Linked DNA regions of Homo sapiens: region 1 is linked to region 2. The links are chromatin loops, found by intact Hi-C in ENCODE. Cell type or tissue: IMR-90. All regions are shown on one strand. Links, peaks and the distances in the headings refer to the core of each region. The heading gives the core; the rest is flanking DNA.

Evidence for each region. Hi-C counts contacts between places; a loop is a spot of excess contacts. Peaks named below come from ENCODE experiments on the same cell type or tissue, not always from the same donor. Only the 100,000 strongest peaks of a DNase experiment are listed, where the experiment ranks them.
Region 1: it touches region 2 in a loop (7-fold over the local background); 4 of 110 quality-filtered maps call a loop at or near these places.

Annotation. Positions count from the first base shown.
Region 1 is chr2:207,483,657-207,493,012 of GRCh38, reverse strand. No RefSeq gene overlaps it. Among named protein-coding and RNA genes, the nearest start is that of CREB1, 42 kb to the left of the region's middle. RefSeq lists a silencer at 7,965-8,014 and an enhancer at 8,245-8,314. In IMR-90, for the core only: a CTCF peak has its summit at 4,845; a DNase peak (open chromatin) is centred at 4,902; H3K27ac peaks cover 182 bases.
Region 2 is chr2:207,730,688-207,740,043 of GRCh38, reverse strand. It overlaps CCNYL1 (cyclin Y like 1), which reads right to left. Exons shown (of 10, transcript NM_001330218.2): 4 at 5,997-6,097; 5 at 2,598-2,633. Among named protein-coding and RNA genes, the nearest start is that of MIR4775, 19 kb to the left of the region's middle. In IMR-90, for the core only: a CTCF peak has its summit at 5,585; a DNase peak (open chromatin) is centred at 5,583.

The DNA of each region.
Region 1 (9,356 bases), core at 652-8,651, 250 kb after region 2:
CTGCAGGGGAAATGGAATTATCTAGATTGTCTTCAATAAAGAGGATTCTTACTTTCTGAAAATGTTAAAGCACATAGACTGTTTTAGGACTTGAGTATATTATTCATATTTTATTTCTAAAGAAGAAAAAGTACCAATGAATATTAACAGTGATTGTGTGGAACTTATCTCTTCTCTGAAGAGAGGAGGGTAATTGTGAGGTTTGGGGAGTTTAGGAAGAGAATCACCTCTCCAGGTATGCTTGGCAAGGCTCTTGGATGAGGAAGTGTGGGAGAAGGGAGTACCATGAACTTGATAGATTTGTGGTCAACCTCCTTGACTCTTCTGTGGAGTAGGGGCACAGTTTTGCATATTCATTTTGAGGGTGGCAAGATGACATAATGGTTAAGAGAACAGGCCCTGGAGGCAGACATAGCTGACTTGAAAAGCCAGCTCTATCATTTACTGGTTGCTTGAGCTTGTATAAATAACTTAACTTCGCCACACTTTGGTTCCTTCATCTGTTAAAAAGGGACAGCCCTTTCCTCCTCCAGGGCTGTTGTGAGGACTGAGTGACAGAATGTATGGAAAGCATTTAGCACAGCTCCAGGCACATGATAAACTCAGTAAATGTTTAGTAATGTTATGGTTGTATTAACATTATTCAATAATAGTAAATAAGAATAAATAAATTTATAGAAAATATTTTATTTCCAGCCAAAAGCAAGTTGAGTGCCTATAACGTCTTGGTTTAAAATCCAACGCGATCATTTTTCTTTTGTTTCCTTTTTGAGACAGGTCTTGCTGTGTCACCCAGGCTGGAGTGCAGTGATGCAATCATACTCCATACTCGCTGCTGCTTCAAGCTCCTGGGTTCAAGGATCCTCCCATTTTAGCCTCTCAAGTAGCTAGGACTACAGGCACGTGTCACTTTTCTTAAATTTTTTTTTGTAGAGATGGGAATCTTGCTATGTTGCCCAGGCTAGTCTTGAACTTATGGCATCAAGCAATCCTCCTGCCTTGGCCTCCCAAAGTGTTGGGATTACAAATGTGAGCCACTGTGCCAATCATTTTTCATTGACAAGAAAAATCCTTTTGGTTTTGTAATTTCAAATTCTGGATCACATTTTCCCAGCCAAGGGAAATTTTTAGTAACTTATAGGTGTGGAAGCCTTATTGTAGGCAAACTTGGATTTTAATATTACACTATCATGTTTGAAAATAGAAGAGAATTTTAAGTAGTCTAATAAAAATGATTATTATTATAAAGCTTTGTGGTTAAAAGGACATGAGATTTATCAAATTGTGCAATTTAATATTGCATCGTCTATTGTTTGTCATTCATGCCTCAATAAATCTGTAAAAATGAAAGGACACGAGGCAAAGAAGGACACACATGCTTTGTGAAGTCCTGCTTGGGGTAGGACTTCGCTTCTCCTTTAAGGACAACTGCTAAAATATAGTTTGGTCAATTAATTCACATATTTTGGGTCCTGTCTCTTTGTAATATGCAACATTGGTTTGGGTTAATAACTCAAGAAAGCCTCTGAATATTTCACAGCTGACAGTCCTGATGAAAACTTAACTCATAGCAAAGTTGTTTTTTATTTATGGGCTTCTAGGGGCATCCATGGTGCTCCACAAAGCATGGGAAAGACAAGTTTATGCTCTGGGCCTTCTGTGAGTGCTTAGCATTTAGATAGCAGTGACAGTTACGAGCATGAGTGGCTTTGTGAGTTATTTGGAATGATAGCCTCCTGGTAGGAATGACAGGCAGTCCTCCCTTGGGAAAGATGATTATACTGGGTATGGTCATATGGTCACCAGTCACGGCATTGGGAGTCACTTTTTTAGAAGTAATGATAAGCATTTAAGGGACAGAAGGACTGGGGAGGGTAGCAGGGAAAAATAAAGGCATTCAAAATGAGGAAAGCAGCATGACCCAGGCACAAAGGTGCTGTATCTGGAGTGTTCATGTGACATATTTTGGGGACAGAATTCAACGAGGCTGAGTAGCAGGGTGGACCCAAAAGGTGAAGGATCTGGACAGGCAGACCTTGGCATTCCGACAAATGGAAAACAGAAGGTTTTATATTGAAGGTGTTTGAATAATGATTTTTTTTTGGAATGATTACCATACACAGGTAATTATAGAAGTTCTCCTACATTGACTCAAAGCAACCCTCTGATGTAAACACTATTTTTAGTATCACATGTTATAGATGAGGAAATGGGGCACCGTAAAGTGGCAGAGATAGGATTTGAACCCAGTCTGTTCGGTCCAAGAGCAAATACACTTAATTATTAGGCTGCCTAGTATTCCTTAACACAATAAGTGGTATTTAAGGATGGGTAAATCTGGTGGTGATTCACAGGGTTGATGAGAAGGGAAAAAGTGTGGGGTTGGGAAATCCAGTTAGGAGGCTGTAGCAATAATTATAGGCATTCCAGAAACCATTCGTATCTTTGCTTCCTGCAAATGGAATGGATTTCATCCATTCCCACTATACCTATGCTAAATCCAGTCTCCACCATCTTCTAATTCTTCCCTTGCCCCTCTCCACTCCCTTCACAATGTGCAGTAAGAGGGCATTTGTAGAGAACAAACCTGATTATGTTGCCCCCTTGATTAAACCCTTCGTGTAAGATCCATACTCTTGGGTTACAAGATTTTTCATGAGCTGGTTCTTGCTTTTCTCTCCAGCCCCATGACTAGGCATCAGTGTCCTTGAGACAGAGTCTCACTCTGTTGCTCAGGCTGGAGTGCTCGGCTCACTGCAACCTGCGCCTCCTGAGGTTCAAGCGATTTTCGTGCCTCAACCTCCTGAGTAGCTGGGACTGCAGGTATGCGGCACCATGCCTGGCTAATTTTTGTATTTTTAGTAGAGACGGGGTTTCGCTGTGTTGCCCAGGCTGGTCTTGAACTCCTGGCCTCAAGTGATCTGCCCTTCTTGGCCTCCCAAAGTGCTGGGATTACAAGTGTGAGCCACCATGCCCAGCCTTAGGCACCTGTGTCCTTTCATGCCACTCTGCTGACCAATGATTTTTCTCCTGGCTGCATGTTAGAATACCAGATAGATGCCCAGGTCCCATCTCTGATGTCAGAACTTGGGGACAGGGACGGGGGCAGAGGAAGCTTTGGTAAAGAATCTCCCCAGCAGTTCCTAATAAGCAGCCAGGGATAGCCAATGCTTAATAGACAGGCTGAACCCCATGTTCTGGAGGGAGCTGCTCTCTTCCCTCTCTGGGTCTATACTGTTCTTTCTGCCTAGAGCACATTTTCCCTCATCCTGTTTCACCTGGTTGACTCCTAGGCAGTCTTCGGATCTTATTTATCACTACCTCCCTAGTGCCTAGAAGAGTGCACATGGTAGACTTTCAATAAATATCAGCCAGGATTAGTTAAATGACTGAATAATGCCCCCCCGCAACCCAGGATGTCCACATCCTAATCCCCAGAACCAGTGAATGTGTTACCTAACATGGCAAAAAGGACTTTGCAAATGTGTTCAAGTTAAGGATCTTGAGATGAGCAAATAGCTTGGATTGTCCAGGTGGGACCCATGTAATCACAAGGGTTCTTATCAGAGGGAGGCATTGCACTGGAGGGAGGGAGGAGATTTAAGGCCAGACACAGATATCAGGGAGGGAATGCTGGCCGGGTGCCGTGGCTCATGTCTGTAAGCCCAGCACTTTGGGAGGCTGAGGCAGGAGGATCACTGCAGTCCAGGAGTTCAAGACCAGCCTGGGCAACATGGCGAAACCCCATCTCCACAAAAAAAAAAAATACAAAAAGTACCAGTAGTGGCGCCTGTAGTCCCAGCCTCTCGGGAGGCTGAGATGGGAGTGTTGCTTGAGCCTGGGGGTTGGAGGTTGCAGTGAGTCAAGATTGTGCCACTGCATTCTGGCCTAAGTGACAGAGTGAGACCCTGTCTCAAAAACAAAAAAACAAAGTGAGAGAGGCAATGCTATGCTACTGGCTTTGAAGCTAGAGGAAGGAGTCATGAACCAAAAGAATGTAGGTAATCTCTAGAAACCAGAAAAGCAAGGACACAGATTGTCCTCTAGAGTTTCCAGAGAAAGCACGGCCCTGCCAACAACCTTGATTTTGGCCCAGTGAAGTCCACTTCAGACTTCTGACCTCCAGAGCTGTCAGATAATAAATCTGTAACAATAAATGTTGTTTTAAATAACTAAGTTTCTGTAGGCCATTGAAAACCACCTATGAAAAAATGTAATAAATAACTAAGTTTCTGGTAATTTGCTACAGCACCGATAGGAAACGAATACATGTGCCATATCTGAGAAGCTTTTCTTCATCACCTTTTCCCCCAGGGGCAAGTTAAGGGCCTCTCCTGCTCACTCCCTTACACTCTGATGTTTCTTTTCTGTGCCTCAGTTTTTCCACGTGTAAGACAAGTACTTACTTCACTGGATTCAGATGAGGATTAAATGAGTTAATATCCACGAAGTATTTAAAATAGTCACTTTCCCATAGTAAGTGCCCAATAAATGTTATTGTTATTATTACCCCATCACTGCCCACTTATCACACCATTGTATTTGCCGAATGAAGTAAGTGAGTGGGAATAGAGATTGAGGAGTATGATTAATATTTCCGCCCGTCTCGTGGGCCTGATCCCGGAAGAAAGGGATCTACCTTTCCAGGGCCTCAGCAATCGTTCCTTCTAGAACCTGACTACCAAATATGTTTTCCCCCTTTGTTTTGCCCTTTTGGAGGGTCTGTTTCCTGGGTTTCCTCTTGCACATCCCCCTTGGCTCCCTGCTCTATTGCCTGGAAGCCTGGGACCTCGCCACACTTACTGGCGGCTGCAGCTCCAGGAACCCAGCGTCCAAACCTTGAGTCCCTCTGCTGCTTTCAGAAGGGAATGTAGATCATTTCAAGAAAAAAGGAGAGGGATGAGTCAAAGAAGCGTAGATGGCTTCAAGCTGGCTGACTCAGAGAATGACTAAGAGAAGAAAACTGGAGAGGATGGGAGGACAGTAGCTGGAATGGCTTCCCTTGCTGGCTGTGTGTCCCCGGCACTCTATCCAGCTGCCCCAAGCCTCAGCTTACTGTCCTTCAAGTGCAGCTGATCACAGCACCTGCTTACAAGAGTATCATAAGGGTTAAAGGAAAAGTGACCCTTGAGCACTTAGCACAATGCCCCATCTGCACACAGCACCCTCTAAGTGTCAGCTGGCATTCATTTGAGTAGGAATGATGAGAAAAGGGTATGACCTGTAACAGCAATTTTCCAACTTTTTGGCCTCATAAGGTCTCCTTTATACTCTTAAAATATTATTGAGGACCCCAAAGAGCTCTTGCTTATATGTATATCTAGTAATATTTACCACATAAGAAATTAAAACTGAAACATTAAAAGTATTTATTCTTATAAGAACAATAATAGACCCATTATAGTTAACATGATTTAAAAATAAAACATAGTTAATTCTTCCAAAACAAAAATAATTCTGGTGGCATTGCTTTACATTTTTGCAAATCTCCTCAGTGTCTGGCTTAATAAAAAGATAGCTGGATCCTCATATCTGCATCTCTACTCAGTCTGTTGCAGTATCACATGTCACAAGTCAGATAGCCTCTGGAATACTCCACCGTACACTTGTAAAAGAATGAGAGTTAAAAAGGCAAATGACATCTTGGTATTATTATGAAATAGTTTTGACCTCAGTGACTACCTGTATAGATCTCAGAGGTCCCCAGAACACATTTTGAGAACCACTGACCTATAAGATCTTTTTGCAAAAATGTTTTTGCCGGGCGTGGTGGCTCACGCCTGTAATCCCAGCACTTTGGGAGACCGAGGTGGGCGGATCACAAGGTCAGGAGATCGAGACTATCCTGGCTAACACGGTGAAACCCTATCTCTACTAAAAATACAAAAAATTAGCCGGGCGTGGTGGCGGGCGCCTATAGTCCCAGCTACTCTGGAGGCTGAGGCAGGAGAATGGCGTGAACCCGGGAGGCGGAGCTTGCAGTGAGCCGAGATCGCGCCTCTGCACTCCAGCCTGGGTGACAGAGCAAGACTCCGTCTCAAAAAAAAAAAAAAAAAAAAAAAAAAAGAAAATGTTTTCAATCTGTGTATATAGACCATGATAAAAATGAGATTAAATATTACCTCCATCACATGGGCAAAAATGGAAAAGTTTGACAAAGATGTGAAAAGTGTTTCTGAGATGATGAAACACTGGAGCTCTCAACCTCTGTTAGTAGGAGTATAAATGGTATAAATTGGTTTGATTATTAATTGTTACTAAATTTCTCTTTAGAGTTAAAAATGCTCATATTCTATCATCCACTTATTCTGTTCCTTAGGAGAATTAAGAAACAAATTATGATATAGTTACGTAATTGATGACCACAATTGAAGACTATAATGAGTGGTAATAGTAATAGAATACCAATGAATAGAAACATATAATTCACATAATAGAATGCTGCAACTAAAAATGAATTAACTACAGCCATGTAAACATGAATGCATCTCAAAAACAGTGGTGAGCAAACAGTAAGAGATTCAAGTTCTGTGTACCATTTATTTTATTTTTTAAAAATTATTATTATTATTATTGTTATTCTTGAGACAGAGTTTCACTCTGTCACCCAGGCTGGAGTGCAGTGATATGATCTCGGCTCACCGCAACCTCCTCCTCCCAGGTTCAAGCAATTCTTTTGCTTCAGCCTCCCAAGTAGCTGGGACTACAGGTGTGTACCACCACGCCCGGCTAATTTTTGTATTTTTAGTAGAGACGGGTTTTCACCATGTTGACCAGGCTAGCCTTGAACTCCTGGCCTCAAGTGATCCTCTCACCTCGGCCTCCCAAAGTACTGAGATTATAGGCATGAGCCACTGTGCCTGGCCAGTGTACCATTTATGTAAAGTTTGAAAACATGCAAAGCAAAAATACATGTTGTTAATGAGCACATACATATGTAGTGAAAGTATATAGTCATGCATGGAATGAGAAACACCACATTAAGGACAATGGTTACCCATGAAGAATGAGATAATGAAATCAGGGAGGGGTCTTGGAAGGCCTTAACTATATTTGTAATGTTTTATTTATCTACTTTAAAAATTTGAATTAGAAAAACCTAAAGTGCTGCTTAAGCTGGGCAAAAGAATAAGGCAAGAAAAAAAGTCCAATAAAAATGACACTGACAAAAAAAATTAAAACTCTCTGCATAAAGCCTTTGGACAATGACCCCCAACCCTTTGCTCATGTTGGCTATATGGACAGTGCCTGGTTATGAGGAACTGGGTTTCAATTGTTCATTGGTGATTGATTGCAGGGTGCTTACCATGGATTTTCCCACAGCAGCAGTTAAGCACATTGCCTAAGTGCCTAGACTAGGCCCATCTATCCAGCTCACAGAAACCCATTAACTTTACAACCTGCCTAACCAATGGTAAGAGATCAGCAGGGTTGAGAGGTAGTTGACTGGGAAATTTGTTCTGACTTAGAGAGCCAGGAAGTTCCTCTCTCTGGCAGACCTGGCCTTATCCTTCCTCTACCTTCCTTTCCAGCCACGTATTGGGATAGGAGATTCTCATATTCCTGAACCAATCGAGGTTGGCTGGGGTAGAAACCCTCTCCAATAGGATAGGTCTGGGGTAGGTGAATGGTAGTGGAATTCGGGATCAGGAGATACAGAGATACGGGAGGGGCCAAATCTGCCAGCACAAATCCCTGAGTTGGAATAACTTTTATTTTTTATTTTATTTATTTTTATTTTTTTTTTGAGACAGAGTCTTGCTCTGTCACCCAGGTGATCTCAGCTCACTGCAACGTTCGTCTCCAGGGTTCAAGCATTCCTGTGACTCAGCCTCCTGAGTAGCTAGGATTACAGGCGCATGCCACCATGCCCAGATAATTTTTGTATTTTTTGTAGAGATGGGGTTTCACTATGTTTCCCAGGCTGGTCTTGAACTCCTGACCTCAAGTGATCTGCCTGCCTCAGCCTCCAAAAGTGCTGGGATTATAGGTGTGAACCACCCCACCTGGCCAAGTTGAAATAACTCTTGATTCTCAATCTGCTTTGGAGTCATCCCTCACTGATTTTCTGCTAAGACTTCTTTTACTTCCTCATTTACTGCTACGTGGTTTCTAACCTGACTTACCTCTTCTGTTCCACTGTTGAAAAAGCCACTGTGCCACGGAGCCTCCTGGAGCCTGCCACACAGTAGACACTCAGTTACTGGTGACTCCGTAATTTCCTTCTAGGTGGGGCTGAGGGTTTGGTTGGAAAGAAAGATTTGAAGATGTGTTTATATACATTTTACACAAGATGGAAGCAACATTAGTTGTCCCTCCCTACCAATCTCAACAAGTGTTAGCTCTCCTCCCCCACTTCCATTCTTCTCAGCGTCTGAAGTGAGCACTCAGCTTGGGGATTTGGCAAAGAAGGCAAAGACTAAAAATAAAAAGCAAAAGGAGAGTTAAGAATTTCAAGCATTCTCTAAGAGCCTCCATTAACCGTTGGTTCTGATATTCATTGAAACATAGGTCCAGCTCATTAAAAGTACCTTTGAATTATATTATAAGTTTTTTTTAAAACAATAATAACATATTTAAAAAGACTGCTTATCATTGGGCATTCCTTTTCAGCTCTTGTTACAATGATATATTTCAATAGCTATAGATTATAGGCACATATGCTTTTTATCTTCTTATTCTCTATGCTCCTACCTAGTTGTCATGCTTGTTTTTTAATGCCTGGCTATATTCTGTCAGTGGCTATTAACGGAGTAGAGAACATATGTTCTGGAGTTCTAACTCAGGAAGAGCATCAAGACCTCAGAGGGTTGATTCAATAATTAAAGGTCACAATAGATGTAGCATATTTACAATAGTATGTAGACAGCATAAAGGCTGACTAAATGTTGGCTGTTATCTATAACCATATCAACTCAATTAACTTCATCTTTCTTCTTTACAATGTAAGAGTAACTTTTGGTGGGGAGCGTGCAGGGTGAGGGCAAGAGTAGGGTCTCTGGGATGAGGCACTTGGAGAGGTGCCAGGGTCATTTAGTAATGCTACAGCAGATATTTTTTAAGCACTGCGTGTTTTTTTTTTTTTTTTTTTTTTTTTTTTGCCAGTTTAGCACCAGACACTGAGCAAGCCTCCTGGTCCTTGAAGTTACAAAAAATGAATGACATTTTCTGATCTCAAGTTGCTCAGTGTGTAGTCAGGAAGATGTGAAATGAGGAAACCGCACGTGGGAAGAATGTTCATCCCAGGAGGTCAGGCAGGAGCTAGACCCACACTGGGCTGATGCCCACACTGAACTGAGTAGGGTTCCTCCTAGGAATTGGTCAACTTTTTAGGCAATGACACAAGAAAAAATGCC
Region 2 (9,356 bases), core at 778-8,777:
TTTCCAAGAGGTCCTTGAGGTCAAAACTGTTCTTTTAAGAATACTTATTCAACCTGAGAAAGCTGATTGAAAATTTAGAAATAAAAATAATTTAAAAAAAAAGAATACTAAGGTATTGCTTGCTTTTTGACTGTATGACATTTGTAATGAGTGTATAACAGCAAAAGTGGGCAAACTGCTGGCTTCTCAGCATGAATCAAGGCAGTGCTACCAAATTATACTAGAAGTTATGCTACTCTTTACTGCCTCTTGCAGTTTAAGAAAAACACCTGCTTCACTCATGAATATCCTTGCTGAAGCAGTAAAAATTAATGGTATTATTAAATCTTGACCTTTCTTTTCACTATTCTGGAGTAAGCAGAAAGTTCACATAAAGTAATTCTGCATACCGAGGTAGAGTTGTGTTAAGGAAAAGCACTTGTGATTTAATTGTGAGCTAAACAAGCCATTTTTTTTTCACAGAATATCATTTTTACTTGAAAGTACAAATGTCATTCTCAAAAATGAAAGAAGTGGCCAGGTGTGGTGGCTCATGCCTATAATCCCAGCACCTTGGGAGGCTGAGGCGGGTGGATCACTTGAGGTCAGGAGTTCGAGACCAGCCTGGCCAACAGGGTGAAACCCCATCTCTACTAATACAAAAATTAGCCAGGCATGGTGACAGGCGCCCGCAGTCCCGGCTACTCAGGAGGCTGAGGCAGGAGAATCACTTGAACCCGGAAGGCAGAGGTTACAGTGAGCGAAGATGGCACCAGTGCCCTCCAGCCTGGGCAACAGAGTGAGACTCAGTCTCAAAAGATAAATAAATAAAAAGTTTTAAAAAAATGAAGCCTGTCACTTCAAGAAAATAACACTATTTGTTGCAATGATAAAATTCAAGCTTTCAAACTAAAAATCAGGATTTGGAGAAACTTGTACCTTATTATGTGAGTTTAACAGCTTCTCAATACTTAAAGATTTTTTAATACAATTGGTGGTGATACTAACAAAAGTGAGCTTTGCCACTGTCAAGAAATGTGAACCAGGCTGGGTATGGTGGCTCACGCCTGTAATCCTAGCACTTTGGGAGGCTGAGGTGTGCGGATTGCTTGAGCTCAGGAATTCAAGACCAGCCTGGGCAACATGGTGAAACACTGTCTCTACTAAAAATACAAAAAATTAGCTGGTATGGTGGTATGTATTTGTAATCTCAGCTACTTGGGAGGTTGAGACAGGAGAATCGCTTGAACCCGGGAGGCGGAGGTTGCAGTGAGCTGAGACTGCACCACTGCACTCCAGCCTGGGTGATGGAATGAGACTCTGTCTCAAAAAAAAGAAAAAAAAAAGAAAGAAGAGATGTGAACCAATATTTTCCATATAACCAATGCATAATATTAGAAAACCAAGTAAGGGGAAATGATACATATATTGTACAAGACAGATGGGTGAGTACTAATAAAAAATTCATTGATAACACAAAATTCCACTGTAACCATTTTAAGAAACTAGCACTTGTGGAGTGTTGGGTAGTATTAAAGAATACTGGCCGGGTATGGTGGCTCATGCCTGTAATCCCAGCACTTTGGGAGGCTGAGGCGGGTGGATCACCTGAGGTCGGGAGTTCAAGACCAGCCTGGTCAACATGGCAAAACTCCATCTCTACTAAAAATACAAAAATTAGCCAGGCGTGGTGGCATGCGCCTGTAACCCCACCTACTCGGGAGCCCGAGGCAGGAGAATCGCTTGAACTTGGGAAGTGGAGGTTGCAGTGAGCCGAGATCGTGCCACTGCACTCCAGCCTGGGCAACAGACAAGACTCCGTCTCAAAAAAAACCAAATAAAAATAAACTAAAAAATAAAGAATACCCACAACCATCTGAAAGCTTTAAAAATATACCTTTTACCAACTATATATTTGCGTGAGGCTAGGTCATCTTCTTATCACTTCTTCAAAACAAATTACAGCTCACTACCAGGGTGCACTATTAGCCACGTAATACACCTACACATGTACTCACTGTATCTAAAATAAAAGTTGAAATTAAAAAAAAAAACTAATTGCAAAGACAGAGATGAGAATCCAGCTGTTTTCTGTTAAGCTGGACACTAGAGAGTTGTATATATATAAATACATGACACATTTTACTCAACTTCGTTGTTGTAGAAGAGAGTTATTTTTCATGAAAAAATATTATTTATGTTAACAATATGATTCTCAGTCAGGGGTTATATTTTTGTTGTCACAACCTGGGACAGCTGTTAAATATCCTACAATACACAGGACAGTCCCCACAACAAAGACTTATGTAGCTCAAAATATCAACAGTGCCAACGTTGAGAAACTGAAACTAAATATAGGGTTTTTTTTTTTAAATTCTCAACTTCAATTTCTAATGCAATAAATATCAATATAACCAACATAAACAAATACTCTTTGGGATCCTCAGTAATTTAATAATTGAAACCATCTTGGGGACCAGAAAAACCACAAATGATTCAGTTCAATACTGTAATAGCAATCTATAGCTTATGATGTCTATAGTTATGACCTAATACTGAACTTGATATCATGCAAAGTAATTAGCTGGAATAACAAGACAGGTTTTAAAGGAGCTCACCTGTTCTTTATGTGGTAATATATTGCTAAGGTCACACTGTGAAGGGAAAAAAAAATTATTTTTAACAACTGATTTAAACATTTGTTAGGCCTGAAGACATTTTTTAAATGAGGGAAGGGAGGAACCCTCCTAGCGGCCCTGAAATCCTCTAGTTCAGAACAGTACCATATGGGTACTTTCCCCTTGTTTTAGTTCCTTTCAGCAAAAATACACGAACCAAAATGCTAAGTAAGGCCGGGCGCAGTGGCTCACGCCTGTAATCCCAGCACTTTGGGAGGCCGAGGCAGGTGGATCACGAGGTCAGGAGATCGAGACCATCCTGGCTAACACGGTGAAACCCCGTCTCTACTAAAAATACAAAAAATTAGCCGGGCGTGGTAGCAGGCGCCTGTATTCCCAGCTACTCAGGAGGCTGAGGCAAGAGAATGGCGTGAACCCGGGAGGCAGAGCTTGCAGTGAGCCGAGATCGTGCCACTGCACTCCAGCCTGGGCGACAGAGCGAGACTCCGTCTCAAAAAAAAAAAAAAACCCAGTAATATGCTGTTAAAATACATGTTTCTGTGGACTATTATAATATATAAATAATTACATATATCCCCATTTGCTCTTCTGCCCATAGAACCTTTCATTTTATACAAGTTCTACCTATTTGTATACATGCTTAAATTTAAACTATTTGGTTTTTTGGTTATTTTTATTTTTTGCTTTTTAAGCTGTTAGGCTCTGCATTTCAGTTGATTTAATTAACTATCACCTACCCACCCATCTTTCATTATTTCCCCTTAAAGTAAATAAAAGTGTTTTATACCAAATAAAATCATTTATGATCAATTTTGCATCATTAGTAGAAAATTTATTAGTAAATAAGTGCACACAAAACCAATGATAGGTGTAGCTATCCTGAAATAAGCAGTGCTAACAATGCAGCATAAAACTACAAAGTGTAATATTAATGGCAAGTATTTCCACATTGGTTTAAGTAAAATATTAGTGAACAGACACGACTTTTCAGATATATGTTACTGTATTCCTAAATTACCCACAGATGTTGTGTATCAGGAAACAAGGAGTTGTCTTAGGTAAGTTATATGCTTCCATTTGCCCTCAGTCTCTAAACTGAGGCTCAAAATAATTGAGGGAAGGCAAATCTGAATTTTAAGTCCATACAATGTTAGCACTTTTTTAAAAAGTCTGTAACATTAGCATCTAAGATGGATACTTCTATAGTGCTTCAAACATTTTCATGTCCAAATTGATTTTAACATTACAGAATTTGAAGTTATATGCTGAAAAGGACCACGGAACCTTACATGACATTTAATCCAACACCCAGTTTACAGATATGGGAACCAAGGCTTAAAACTGACTTGCCCAAGGTCCCACCAAATAGAAGCAGTTCATCCTCCTACATTCAATTAAGCAGTGGTTCTCAAACTTTCTGCACACTGCAATCACCTGAGGAGCTTTAAAAACTGCCTAACTTCCAACTTGAGACATTCTGATTTAATTGGCATCGGGTATGACTTGGGGCATGAGGAGTGTTTTTTGTTGTCTTTTTGTGTGTTTTGTTTTGTTTTTTTTTTGAGACAGAGTCTTGCTCTGTCGCCCAGGCTGGAGTAAAATGGCACAATCTCGGCTCACTGCAACCTCCGCTTCCCGGATTCAAGCTATTCTGTCTCAGCCTCCCAAGTAGCTGGGATTACAGGTGCACGCCACCACGCTTGGCTAATTTTTTTGTATTTTACTAGAAATGGGGTTTCACCGTGTTGCCCAGGCTGGTCTCAAACTCCTGAGCTCAGGCAATCTACCCGCCTTGGCCTCCCAAAGTGCTAGGATTACAGGTGTCAGTCACCACGCCCAGCCTGAGGGTTGTTTTTAAAGTTCCCCTGGTGATGATTCCAATGTGCTGCAAATTTTGGGAATGACTGAGTTAGGGTTAAGACCAGAATCATCTGGGATGTGCTTGTCTGTGTAATTATGCCTCACATGCCTTCTCCATTTTCCTAAAAGGCTTGTGACTGCCTAGAGATCAAGGGAAGGTGGAGGTGAGATGAATTTGTTTGTGGACATATATTTTGAAAAAAGTTGCGTAAGTGATTCTGATATGGCTCACCCAACCTATGAGAATAACGCACTAGTAAGCCATGATAAACATTTTTCAAAATCTTTCCTAAAAGTCAATTTGCCATACTTGTGAAACCTTTATTTAACCAGTAGTGAAATATACCAAATGATCATTTCTAAAACTTACTGAGAACAAATTAAAACTTACTGTACTTCCAAAAGTAGACATCTAAAAATTAAGACTAAAATGGGGGGAAAAAAGCATGAAATCTATTATACTTGTTTGAGCAAGGTTAATCTTTAAAACTACTTTGAATCTTATAGAAACATCAGAATCTTTTGAATTCAAAAGAAGCCAGGGACTCTAGCCAAAGTGGAGTGGTTTTTTAACTCAAGGATTTAGGACCTTGGCTGAATACAAACATTGAATGATTACTCAGTAGGTGCCAAAGCTCAGGACTTTAGACAGAGTCAGAGTCCAGTTTGTGCTGAAACACAATTTGATTTCAACTATTGTTTTAAGTGAGAGAGGAAAGTGACATTATTATGAGTGTAAATTTGCTGCTTTTAAAGTAGAAGTTACTGACAATTGAATTAACTAAAAAAAAAAGCTAGTACATTAGAAACAAAATTAAGTTTATAAGCTAGTTATGTTTTTAGACTAAAAAGTAAAATTAGGGATAAGGACATTAATATTCTAGTGTAGCACTTCCCAACGGTGTTCTGAAAATCAACGCTCATAATCCAAGGAGATGTTAATAGTTTCCTGACAACCCCAATGGAGTTGTTTGCTGTTGTTGTTGGTTTTTAAATAAACTTGAAAAGTTCATCTTAGGGTGTTCTGAAAGTGCATCTCAGATTGTGCCCAAGAGGTGCTCATGCACGACAGGGAAAATGTAAATGCAGATACACTATGGTGCCAGTAGAGGACAAGCTGTTCCTTCTTCCAAGAGTAGTTTGCAAAGCAGTACACATTGTTTGAGACCTGTAACTCATAACAAACTAACGTTTTTCCAGAAACATCCAATAAAAAGCACCTCTCCTTCTCACATTATGTTCGACACTGTCTTAACATAAATGCATTAAATAAATAGCTACACTTTTCTGGGATTGCTTCTTCACTAACTGGCTTTCCCTTCCACCATGCAGCCTAAGATTAAAACAGGAAATTAAAATTCATATTTAGATCCTTGAAATCAATATATAGTTGACACCGATTTCTTAAACTCATTGCTGAAAAGGACAATCAAATGGCTGAAATTACCGAGGATGGCTAGGATGCTTTTAGCATAAGGGGGTCTGTCACTCAGCCCTTGGCAGCCTAGTTGTACTCACCATTTTACTGTGGTTCTAAGATTAGGCTGGCTGACTGTGCTGTCATCTAGAAATATTGTTGAGCATGAGCTATACTTTTTAGTAAGCTGCCCTGGAGATACCTGAAGGGGAAGGGAAATAGAAGAAAATGTCACAGTAAGTTAAACCTATAAAAGTGTGGTTTTTCCTTGGTTAAAATGTCAAATGATAAAGCATTAAGATATTTCTTACACTCCATGAACTGCCTGAGTGTAGTATCATGTGCAGCTCTATGGGAAACCCAGTGGAGGCTCTCCCACAGACAGTGTTTGAGGAATGGGTTATGAAATGCTGCTCTTGTGGTACCTATAATCAAACCTGGCAAGCATCTGTTATGCATTCCCTGTATAAATTAATGGGAAAAGTTTACAATAAGATTTCAGTGTTTTTTCTTAAGCAATAAAAAGCAGCTGAGATTTTCTATTATTCCTTCACTACAGTAAAATGTAATGCCTTAAATCATATTTGCATAAGAGCATTTTATTGAAGTAAATGAAAGCCTAATACTACATTTACTAAGTTACTAATATTAAACGTATTAGTTCAGGAGACAGTATGAGAAACAAGTGTTTCACAGTCAGAGGCTTCGTCTGCCAGGGCTGCTCCATCACCCTCAGTGAAAGGGCCTGTTTTCTTATGTGGAGAAGAAAAAGTATCACTTTAATATTCCAAACAAAAAAGATGACAAAAACAACTTTAGGAATTTAACTTGCACTTCATATTTAAATAAAACTGCCATTACATTATTCAAATGAGAACCTCAGAGAACACTCTCCATTTCAAAATGTTATTAATTTTATTCTATAAGTTATTTGACAGGCATCATGGCACTTGCCTGACTCACTCATGCTGCTCTGCCTGGAATACCTTGTTCTTCCTCCTTATCCCGATAAGCCTGACCCCATCTGCCTTCTGGGATCCCTTTGCCCGCAGCCACACCAAAAAACATTTCCCTTTTGGTACATTCATCCATCTAATTCACCACTTGTTACATGATACCAACTGCTTGTGGAGTAACCCCTCACAAGAAAGTAAGCTTCTCCAGGGAAGGAAGGACTCTTCCTCCTCATACCTCTGGCTGCTGAGCACAGAATTGGGGACAAATTAAGGAGTTCAACAAGTGTTTGACAAATTATTTAAATCAGTTACAATTTGGAAGGTAAATGCTACTACACACAAATTAGCAGAATTTATCTGCATTTGTATCAAGGAGGTGACTATGAACTTTTTGAGCCCTCTAGAAAATAAACCATCTTTAAAACACTTTAGAAGTATCCATTTATTTGGGAAGAGTGCAACAGTCAAATACTGAAACAGCCTGAACTATGTTAAGAAGGTCAGTAACCAAATCCCAGTCATTGAATAGCTGAAAGTAACAGTAGCATTTTTTTTTAAAACCACAGAATACTAATAATTTTAACACTTAAAAAAAAAACTAATTCAGATGAGCCTTCCTTCTTCCTATTAATATGATAGTTTTTACCATGTTGTCACACTCTCCCATCAGTATCCCACACATATACATGAAAGACAGGGCAGGGAGAAGGTCTAGTCATTGCTTTTAAAAATGCATGCATTAAAAAATCGCCAGTAGCCAATAATCAGAAATATCCATACAGTGTAACAGCATTTTGTTTCAGATGTTTTTACTGCAGTCACTTAATTCTTACTAACAAAAAGTCCCAGATATTCTATTTTTAAAAAGTATTACTATTTGAAGGACCAAATTCTCCTTCAACCTAGAAATGTTTTCAACTATATCTAAACTCATGTTTCTTAAGCTATTATATTTAATGTATATAGTTTACATTAACTGTGTATGTGTGCTAATGTATATACTTTTATTGTCTCAAGAAACACATACAGTATAAAAAATAAAAACTGACTCATTCAAATACATTCATTCAAAGTGGAAGGTGGGGCTGGGCACGGTGGCTCACACCTGTAATTCCAGCACTTTGGAAGGCCAAGGCGGGTGGATCACCTGAGGTCAGGAGTTCGAGACCAGCCAGGCCAACATGGAGAAACCCTATCTCTACTAAAAATACAAAAATTAGCCAAGCGTGGTGGTGGGCTCCCATAATCCCAACTACTCGGGAGGCCGAGGCAAGAGAATCACTTGAACCTGGGAGGCGGAGGTTGTAGTGAGCCAAGATTGCACCACTGCACTCCAGCCTGGGTGACAGAGCGAGACTTGGTCTCAAAAAAAAAAAAAAAAAAAAAGAAGAAACCTCTCTGCTAATCAATATATAGCATGAGACACACCACTAACTTTCAACTATCCAAATTTTTTGTTATCAAGAGTATCACTATATCTCTTGAGACTAGGGGGTGGCAGAATTAAGCTTCTGAGCAAAGCAATTATAGCTGGCAACAGGTAATTCCCCCATCATGTTGCTGGAAAACTCAACAATTTCCTTTATTTTAGGCTAAAGCCTTACCAAAGCTGACTTACAACCTCAACAAACTCTATTGACAAACATAATAATATAAAATATAAATACTTAAAAAAAATCCAAACAACAAAACACTACTGAAAGTTCACAGATGTCATTTCAGGTAGTCACAAAATAGGGACAAAGAATATATCATTCATCTTCATTTAGTCTGCACAAATGACAATCTTTAACAAGAAAGGGAAGGGGTACTGAGTAGACTTAAGGGAGAATAGCAAAGATAGAAAATAATCATACTTAGTAATCTACTGAGTCACAACTGAAACCTTAAAGGTAAAGTACCTGTTGAACTCCTATGCCTATCCACTGACTTTTCCCATTGTGCCTACTGCCTCTAATTTTAACCCATTTAAAATAAGAGGTAAATGCTACTACAGAATCCGTCTCAAAAAAAAAAAAGAATTAATGACTTTTAATTAACTTAAAAATTTCTGACATTTTGTGCATTAATGAAACACCTCCATCTATGTTGCACAGTAATGGGGCAATATAGCAGGATGCAGAGTTTGAATACAATTCCTAAGGCCTTACTAGAAGAGTATAATATGCTTATTATAACTAAAAAATGTCTGGATTAGTATCATTATGTTGAATTTAAACTTAGATTTACACTTTAAATAAAGGTTCTAAATTTGGGTTAAACATGGCAGATTGACCATAAATTTATTTCCTTGCCCTCCTGAAATTTCATTAGAATTAAAGACATAAAATAAAGGTTATACACAGGAGCAGGCAACAGGATTGACAGCAGATAATATTTCCATTTGTTTTATTTTATTTTTGAGACAGAGTTTATAAATTTATTTATTTATTTTTTAAACAGAGTCTTGCTCTGTTGCCCAGGCTGGAGTGCAGTGGTGCAATCTTGGCTCACTGCAGCTTCCAC